Regions from separate parts of the Homo sapiens genome. Here region 2 is linked to region 1. Evidence: chromatin contacts called from ENCODE Hi-C or POLR2A ChIA-PET data. All regions are on one chromosome and are shown on one strand. Each heading gives the region's core, a stretch centred on a gene start or an enhancer-like site at or near the end of the contact. The rest is flanking DNA. Distances are from core to core; before and after follow the strand shown.

Region 1 (4,687 bases), core at 1,683-4,182:
TCAGCTCCACTTTACACAAGGGAAAGTCAAGACAGGAGTAGAGAAGTTACATAACTTGCTCAAAATAACTCAGGTTACACATTACGGAAGATAAGCCTAGAATTGGAACCATGGCAGTCCAGCTCCAAAATCCGTGCATTTTACCACTTCACCATCATCTCTCAGTAGAGATAGATGAACAGTATCACATGAGTGAGGCATCCCCCCGCTTTATCAGTGGGAGTGTCAGTAAATGATCTGGCTACAAGCAAAGACTCCAGAGACCAACATTCAAAGTCAGGCTCTGCAACTGCTCAGCAAGGTATTTTAATCTTTCTATGCCTCGGTTTCCCCATTTGTTGTGATTAAATGAGGATTAATGAGTTGATACACATATAGAACTTAGCTCAGAACCAGAAGATAAATGTTAGGTGGTCTTATCATCTTCATACAATGCTCATCACAACCCAAAGGAAACAGACCCAGAGAGGTTTAGGAATTTGTCAAAAATCACATATTTCAAGAAAGGAATCAGGATTTGAACCTAAGTCTGTTCACCCAGAAGCCCTTTCTTTATGCATTACTCATGAAGCTTTCCATTAAAAATGAGTCAATGGAGCTGGGTGCAGTGGCTCATGCCTGCAATCCCAGCACTTTGGGAGGCCAAGATGAGAGGATCTCTTGAACCCAGGAGTTCGAGACCAGTCTGGGCAACTTGGTGAGACCGCCACCCCCCACCCCCCACCCCCCTGCCATCTCTATGAAAAAATAATTAATTAATTAATTTTAAAAGGAGTCAATGGTTTAGGTCTTCATTCCTAAAGATTTCCATTTAGAAAGGAGATCCTAAATCCCAATGTGACACCTCATTTTAACATCCCGAGTCTTAATCAACAGTAAGGCTCTCTCATTGCAAATCTAGTTTTCAATTGTTTTGAGGCCATTTTCTCTTTGAGAAGCCCAAGGGAAGAGAGAAACTCACCAGTTTCTTTCTTTTCTACCCTTCATATAAGGTATTTCACATTTCCCAACCTACGTTGAGAAGGCAGGGACATTTTAGAGTCAGGCACAAAGTAGGTGCTCAAGGCTGGGTGTGGTGGCTCTCACCTGTAATCCCAGCACTTTGGGAGGCTGAGGCGGGCAGATCACATGACATTAGGAGTTCAAGACCAGCCTGACCAACATGGAGAAACCCTGTCTCTACTCAAAATACAAAATTAGCCAGGAGTGGTGGCACATGCCTGTAATCTCAGCTACTCGGGAGGCTGAGGCAGGAGAATCACTTGAACCCAGGAGGCAGAGGTTGCAGTGAACTGAGATCACACCACTGCACTCCAGCCTGGGCAACAAGAGCAAAACTCCATCTCAAAAAAAAAAGAAAAAAAAAACATGCGCAACAAAAATGTGTTGCATGAATGAAGAAACAAGTGAGAAATCTCTAATGTACTTCACAGATCAGATGAACTCCACGCCGCTCTGCCCCTGCCTACTCTGCTTGCTTTTCTTTGTTTTTTTGCTTTTTGTTTTTTGTTTTTGAGACGGAGTTTCACTCTTGCTGCCCAGGCTGGAGTGCAGTGGCCCGATCTCGGCTCATTGCAACCTCCGTCTCCCAGGTTCAAGCGATTCTCCTGCCTCAGCCTCCCGAGTAGCTAGGATTACAGGCGCCCACCACCACGCCCAGCTAATTTTGTATTTTGAGTAGAGACAGGGTTTCTCCATGTTGGTCAGGCTGGTCTCGAACTCCCGACCTCAGGTGATCCATCGACCTCGGCCTCCCAAAGTGCTGGGATTACATGCGTGAGCCGCCGCACCCAGCCTGCTTGCTTTTCTTTGACTCCCATGTCTTAACCCCAGTGTTTCTCAAACAAGAGTGTTGCAATGGCATTCTGAGGACATTGTGGAGTTGAAGTGGCCTTGGTATGTGGTGACATCCTAGGTTTCTTCAATCCTCATTCCCTTGAGACACTTTTTGACCAAGAGGCTAGAGTAGAGTTATCTTCGGGGGCGGAACTGCTGAGGATGAGAATAGGCAGGGGGATGGACGCGCACCTGCAGCCCTCACACATTGTAACACTCGGTCAAAGTCACCAGGTGTCACAGGCAGAGGAAGGCTGAAGCCCTACTAGACATTCACTGTAAAGACAGGAAACCTGGCCGGGTGCGGTGGCTCACATCTGTAATCCCAACACTTTGGGAGACCAAGGTGGGCAGATCACTTGAGGTCAGAAGTTCAAGACCAGCCTGGCCAACATGGTGAAACCCCATCTCTACTAAATATACAAAAATTAGCTGGGCATGGTGGTGCATGCCTGTAATCCCAGCTACTCAGGAGGCTGAGGCAGGAGAATCCCTTGAACCCAGGAGGCAGAGGTTGTAGTGAGCCAAGATCATGCCATTGCACTCCATCCTGGGTGACAGCGTGAGACTCCATTTCAAAAAAAAAAAGACAGGAAACCTGAGCCTAGGGAGTATAGGTCAGACTCCTTTGGTTGCAAATAATGGAAATCCATCTCAAATAATCCTGAGGGAAAAAGGAAGGCATTGCATTGCTCACATCACTTGGAATTTCAGGGATGATGCTGGTTTTAGATATGGATGGATCTAGACATTCAAATAAGGCCTCAACTTTTCTCCCCCTCTGGCCTGTTGTTTTTCTCTCTGTGTTTGCCCGTAGCAGCCCCTCAGCAAGCAGGCTTTTAGCAAATGACTGCTGCTGACAACCCTCAGATCATACCCTTCCAGTTGCACAGAGTTCTAGCCCTTATGTTTAAGTTTGGGGCAGAGAGGCAGGGTGGTCCCAAGGGAGGAAGTAGGAAATGTTTCCTCTTGTCAAAAAATCAAAAGCTTTCTCAGAAGCCCCAGAGTAGACCTCCCCTTAGGTCTTATTGGTAAAGCTGCAAGGGGGGCTGGGGAAGTGGGAAACAGAGCGTCATTATTGGCTTAGGCATGTAAGAATCTACCACCCAGGGCTGGCCACGAAACTGAAACTGGTGTTTCTTTTTCTTTTTCCTTTTTTTTTTTTTTTTTGAGTCAGAGTCTTTCTCTGTCGCCTAGGGTGGAGTGCAGTGGCACCATCTCGGCTGACTGCAACCTCCACCTCCCGGGTTCAAGCAATTCTCCTGCCTCAGCCTCCCAAGTAGCTGGCACTACAGGTGCATGCCACCACACACGGCTAATTTTTTTGTATTTTTATTAAAGACAGGGTTTCACCATATTGGCCAGGCAGGTCTTGAACTCCTGACCTTGCGATCTGCCCGCCTTGGCCTCCTAAAGTGTTGGGATTACAGGCGTGAGTCACCGCGCCCGGCTTTTTTTTTTTTTTTTTTTTTTTTTTTTAAGACAGAGTTTCGCTTTTGTTGCCCAGGCTGAAGTGCAATGGTGTGATCTCGGCTCACTGTAACCTCTACCTTGTGGGTTCAAGCGATTCTCCTGTCTGAGCCTCCTGAGTAGCTGGGTTTACAGGCACCCACCACCACACCCAGTTAATTTTTTGTATTTTTAGTAGAGACGGGGTTTCACTATGTTGGCCAGGCTGGTCTCAAACTCCTGACCTCAGGCAATCCACCTGCCTTGGCCTCCCACAGTTCTGGGATTACAGGCATGAGCCACCACGTCCAGCCTCTTTTTCTTTCTTTCTTTCTTTCTTTCTTTTTTTTTTTGAGATGGGTCTTGCTCTGTCACCCAGGCTGGAGTGTAGTGGCACAATCTCAGCTTACTGCAGCCTCATCCGCCCAGGCTCAAGCAATCCTCCTACCTCAGCTTCCCAAGGAGCTGGGACTACAGGCGCGCACCACCACACCCAGCTAATTTTTGTATTTTTTGTAGAGATGGTGTATCACTACATTACCCAGCTGGTCTCAAACTCCTGAACTCAAGCAATCCTCCTGCCTTGGCCTCCCAGAGTGCTAGGATTATAGGCATGAGCCACTGTGCCCAGCAAAACTGGTATTTCCTGAGCCAGGAAGGAGGGAGACTGCATTGGGTAGGTCACTAATGGTGTCTACCACAAGAAAATATTGTGAGGCAACCTCACCAGATCTTGTTTTTGTTTTTGTTTTTTTGAGACTGAGTCTCGCTTTGTCGCCCAGACAGGAGTGCACTGGCCCGATCTCAGCTCACTGCAACATCCGCAGGTTGAATCATCCCAAGTTCAAGTGATTCTTCTGCCTCAGCCTCCCAAGTAGCTGGGATTACAGGCGCGCACCATCATGCCCGGCTAATTTTTTGTATTTTTAGTAGAGATGGGGTTTCACCATGCTGACCAGGCTGGTCTCAAACTCCTGAGCTCAAGTGATCCGTCCCCCTTGGCCTCCCAAAGTGCTAGGATTACAGGAGTAAGCCATGGCACCTGGCCACCAGATCTTGTAACAAGGATGAGGAGAAGTTTTACAGAAGTGGAAATGCTAGCTAGCCAGAAACAACTAATGTGCACATTAGAGTTGGGGAACAAGGAGTGAAAGTCAGGAAAAGTGAGTTGAATCAGGGTAGGTGGGCATGGCTCGAAAGGAGAGGATGGTCCAGCTGTGGAAAACACCTGTTGGAACATTTCCGGGAACATACATTTCTTATCTAGAGGATATTCCAGAGCAGGAGCACAACAAATACAGAAAATTCTGGGTGAGCAAGTGACAGGCTCCTCATCACACAAAGAGCCTGAGTTTTTTCTACTGTTTTTGTTCAATCCTCACTCTTTGTTCTCCAAGGTGGC
Region 2 (4,639 bases), core at 429-2,928, 160 kb before region 1:
ACGCCACCTCCTCAGCAAGTCCTTCTCCGAGCAGCCATGGAAACCAACACCCCTCACTCTCTGTCCATCACTGACTCCTCCAACCACACTGTGTGCTCCATGAGAACAGAGATCTTGTCTGTGCCCCATGCCTAGAATGGTGGACCCAGTAGGCACTCAATAAACGGCACAGGAAGGAAAGAACGAGCCCAGAGGGGGAAAGTCTTGCCCCCAGGTCCTCCAATTCTCAAACTTCCCATTCCCACCTTCCACCCTACCATCAACTCCTTCGCGCCTCAGGCCTACCCTTTTTCAGCTCATCTTCCTCCTCCAGCCCCTGCCCTTTAATCTAGGCTGAGCCTCAATCCACAGTCTAGGATGGATCATAGGAGAGAGGCAGAAAAAAGAGAAGTCAATAGCTAGGCAAGTCGCACAGGGCAGCAAACATTTTTTTGCCCAGTAAGGGGAAAGATTAAAGTAAAAGCACTGTGGGAGGCTATACTTGCAAACGCATTCTGAGGATAAAAAGGAACTCTAACTTACTAAGCACCTACTATGTAACAGACACTGTGCTGGGCTTTCTACATCCCTTGTCTCAGCACAGAACCATGGAGTGATGGCTAAGAGCTGAGACCTGGACTCAGACCGCCTGAAGGAAGTCGTTCAGTGCCACTGCTTCTGGCCATGTAACTGCGGGCAGGTAGCTTGCTTAATTAACCTCTCTGTCCCTCCCTGTCTGTATCTGCCAACAGGATGATCTTTGTACCTGCCTTGCTTTGGCGAGAATTAAGTTAAATGATCTATTTGAGCTGCTGTTGTCATCATCATCATCCTTACATCTTCACTGCAACCCTGTGAGGTATTTTTATCCCCATTTTACAGGTAACACCACCGAGGCTCAGATCCTCCTGATAGAAACCAATGTGCAATCTGAAGCTCATACTCTCCCCAGCATTGTTTTCCAAAGTATTTTTTGAATAACTTTTTTCTTAAGAGACAAGGTCTCACTCTGTCACAGGCTGGAGTGCAGTGGTGCAATCACAGCTCACTGCATCCTTGATCCCACATGCTCAAGCGATCCTCTCACCTAAGCCTCCCAAGTAGCTGGGACTACAGGCATGCACCACCATGCCCAGCTAATTTTTTTATTTCTGTATGGGGACAGCATCTCACTTTGTTGCCCAGATTGGTCAGAAGCTCCTGGGCTCAAGCAATCCTCCCACCTTGGCTTCCCAAAGTGCTGGGATTACAGGCATGAGCCACCATGCCCAGCTTTTTTCTCCAAGTATTTAAATAGACCAACAACCCAGTTGCAGAGGGCACGGAGGCCCAGAGACAGTAAGCAGCTTGTTGAAGGACACACAGCCAGAGAGGAGGCACAAGAACCAGAACCCAGATCTTGACCTCAACCACTCTCCCTTACATCTTCACAGCAAAGTCACTGGTACAGATGACCCAAAGCTTCTGCTGGCCCCCATAGCTGGACAAAAGGAGCAAACACTAAGAAAAGAGATCAAGCTCACGACTCAGCAGTGACAGACACGGGAAGAATGCAGTACGGCCCACAGTTCTGGCCAAAGACTTCCCTATATACCCCAGTTGTGTGGCAGAAAACCCGTTAGTCACCCAGATGTGCCCAGGAACACCCAATGCTACCCAGGAGGTGGAAGCTTCTCTGTCCCCTTTCCTGAGGGGAAACCCCTCGCCGGTGAGCCTTCCAGCCTTGTTCATTGCTAGAACTGCCCTAGAGATGGTTCTAGTTTCACATCCTCCTTTCTTTGTGCTGATAAGTCGAACTCTTTCTTTTCTCTTTTTTTTTTTCCTTGCCAGCAGGAAAAACCACTGCCAGTCCCAACTGTGGTTCCAGTCACAAGGATCCTCCTCCAGGCCTCAGAGAAAAAGAAATGGTTAACACGGCTTTCTGCACCATCCCAATTCAGCCAAACCTGCAGCTATGACATCAGTGGTCCACTCTGAACACTAGATTCTTCCCACTCAAAAACTAAGGCCGGGAGCAGTGGCTCACACTTGTAATCCCAGCACTTTGTGAGGCCAAGGCAGGTGGATCACCTGAGGTCAGGAGTTCCAGACCAGCCTGGCCAACATGGTGAAACCCCAACTCTACTAAAAATACAAAAATTAGCCAGGTGTGGTTGCATGCACCTGTAATCCCAGCACTCTGGGAGGCTGAGGCAGGAGAATTGCTTGAACTGGGGAGACGGAGGTTGCAGTGAGCTGAGATCGCGCCACTGCACTCCAGCCTGGGCAACAGAGTGAGACTCTGTCTTAAAAAAAAAAAAAAAAAAAAAAAGAAAGAAAGAAAGAAAAGAAAAGAAGAAAAAAAAGAAACTAAGTCATAAGGATCTTACCAGCTGCATTTACACCTAAAACTTCTAAAATTTTCCCCAACTCCTCTACATGAAAATCCTACATGTACATACACATCAAAACAGACCCCCTACGTATTCTCCTCTTCCCCTCTCTCTGACATGACTGTGTCATTAAACCTGTCTCCCAGTCTGCAAACCAGAATAACTTCTGGTTCTTCCCTCTGCTTCACTCTTTGTGGGTCACATAAAGATGTTTCCTTGCCCAGCACACCTTGACTTCCCCGCTTCTGTACTGTGCATATTGTAAACCAAGTCTTCATAACCTCCAGCCCTAAATCACAGAAACAGCCTCATCCTAGGGCTGAGAAACACTCAGGCCATTTCCATTTTCATTTCTTGAAGCTCCAGGTGCACACATGTACACACAAAATTAGGAAGTACCAGAACAGGGTTGTATCTACGGCCGTGTATTTTTGGTTTTGCTTCTGTTAGAGCAACGCCCTGACTCGACCTATAACCCCTCATTTGGAATATAAGAGGACTTAAACGGGAGCCTTTTGTGAACACCAGTGGTGACAGCCAGGCCCTACTCCTTCATCCATATACCTGGTTGCCTCTCCCTTCAATCCACAGTAAAAAAATAAATAGAACTGCGAATTTTTCTTTCTGAAACATGCGGTATTAGCCAATATCCTAGCTGGAGCAGATGACACACTCAATGAGGGTGAGTGAGGAGAGTTTTAAAGAGTCTGTTTTCAAGGGTGAGGGTGGGGTTAAGGAAAACCAGTAAGGGATGGGCAAGAATCCTGGGGTAGCAGCAGCGAGGAAGGGCAAGGAGAGAGGCCAAGGCTACCTCCCCTCATCTCCAGCTAGGGTCTCTCGCCAGACTGGCCCACTGGAAGCTGGAGACCAAGGGCACCCACTGGTGTAGAACATAAAGGTCAGCCTCCTCCTAGTGGGCACAGCAGGGTAGAGACAGGCGGGCAGAGTCTCAGGAGCACACAGAGATCTGCGGCACAGAGCTCCCAACACATCACCACTGAAAGCCCGTCAGCCTGACAGGTGTGGACTAGGGTGGTTAAAAGGTTAGTTCAACTTCCACTGTCACTCATGAGCTCTGGCACTTGAGGGTCTCGTGGAGCCATTGTTTTCATCAGTTGTAAAATGACGCAGGGGCATTTGCAATACAGACCCCATATCTGAGTTGTCCTGAGACTCGAACAACACAAGGTTCCTTAATTCCCAGCCTAACAGCCTTCTTCTTGCCTCACTGAACCTCCAAAGCCACCACCCTTCAATTCACTTGGTGACTTCCTGTGACTGCTCCAGCCCCTAGGAGCTCTCCAGGCTCTGAGACCCTCTCCGTCCATGCTGTTGTCCATGCTGCTAATTGTGGCCCTGCAGGGCCCCAGGCCCCAGGTTAGGTGCCAAAGATGCAGAGGGTGCTTAAGGTGGTCCTGACTCCCCAAGAGCTCACAGGCAAGAAAAGCAGTGAAAGATCTGGGTGCGCCAGGACCTGGTGAGCTTGGGGGATGGGGAGGGAGGGGCTTGAGGGATGGGGAGGGAGAGGCTTGGGGGTGCTTCAGGGTAATATGCAGGGGTAGAATGGGAGAAAACAACATAGTGACCCTGTGTGAGAATCTAATGCTGTTCCATTCTACTTATTATAATATTAACTAAACCCTTTGCTACCGTCCAGTCGCAAGTCAGATGTTGTATTTATCATCTCATTCAAGCCTTACAATAATCCCAGCAGGGAGGAACTGTGTTTATCCCCATTTTCCAGATGTAGACACCGAGCCTTGGAAAAGTTAAGGTCCTGACCGAGCATCTTACAGCCCCAGGTCAAGATTCAGCCCAAGGTCAATCGGACCCTGAAGTCCTTGAACTTAACCACCCCCAGGGAGCACTAAGCTGGTTCAACCCTGGGCAGGTCTCAACTGAGACCATGAAACCCAAAGGCAGTTCCAGGGCTGCAGGTCACAAACCCCTGCCTGTCCTGGGCCTTGGGAACAGCCCCCATCAACCCATTTGAATTGACTAAATTAAGGCAGCTTGTACAAGTTTCTCAAAAGGAGCAGTGTTTGGGGATAAATTCACAGGGCAGCTTGGATTTCAGCAAGTGACAAAGCTCTCCAGGTTTTCTGTTATCCACGTTGGGCTTTTAAGGATGGGTAATAAGTGACTGAATAGCACAATGGGTAACAATAGACTCTTTATCCTTCTAAAGCCAAGCCCACACACCATATGACAATAGTTATTTTTACCCACTGACGTAATTAACCAAAATGTGAACCGCTTCAAGCAATGTTTAAAATCAAATAGCAGTT

What was found. A loop is a pair of places that touch in the nucleus more often than their neighbours do. ChIA-PET counts read pairs that join two places held with the same protein, here RNA polymerase II (POLR2A). Pooled maps may share reads with other maps.
Region 2: a loop to region 1 is called in a map of right lobe of liver, with 5 times the contacts of the local background. The contact joins two enhancer-like sites. A Hi-C loop is called at or near these places in 28 of 168 maps with a recorded cell type or tissue (B cell, CD4-positive, alpha-beta T cell, CD4-positive, alpha-beta memory T cell and 23 more), 1 of 37 single-sample maps with no recorded cell type and 15 of 50 pooled maps. POLR2A ChIA-PET finds 5 or more read pairs at or near these places in 14 of 52 experiments (A673, CD4-positive, alpha-beta T cell, CD4-positive, alpha-beta memory T cell and 11 more).

What each region holds. Positions count from the first base shown.
Region 1 is chr11:47,948,821-47,953,507 of GRCh38, reverse strand. No RefSeq gene overlaps it. Among named protein-coding and RNA genes, the nearest start is that of PTPRJ, 29 kb to the left of the region's middle. Within about 2 kb of position 2,932, at least 7 of the 41 ENCODE cell types and tissues checked have a DNase peak (open chromatin) inside an H3K27ac peak, as active enhancers do; they include B cell, CD4-positive, alpha-beta T cell, CD8-positive, alpha-beta T cell and 1 more, where a contact is called at or near this core.
Region 2 is chr11:48,104,415-48,109,053 of GRCh38, reverse strand. The region is part of intron 1 of PTPRJ (protein tyrosine phosphatase receptor type J); the gene reads right to left. Among named protein-coding and RNA genes, the nearest start is that of MIR3161, 10 kb to the right of the region's middle. Within about 2 kb of position 1,678, at least 10 of the 41 ENCODE cell types and tissues checked have a DNase peak (open chromatin) inside an H3K27ac peak, as active enhancers do; they include B cell, CD4-positive, alpha-beta T cell, CD8-positive, alpha-beta T cell and 1 more, where a contact is called at or near this core.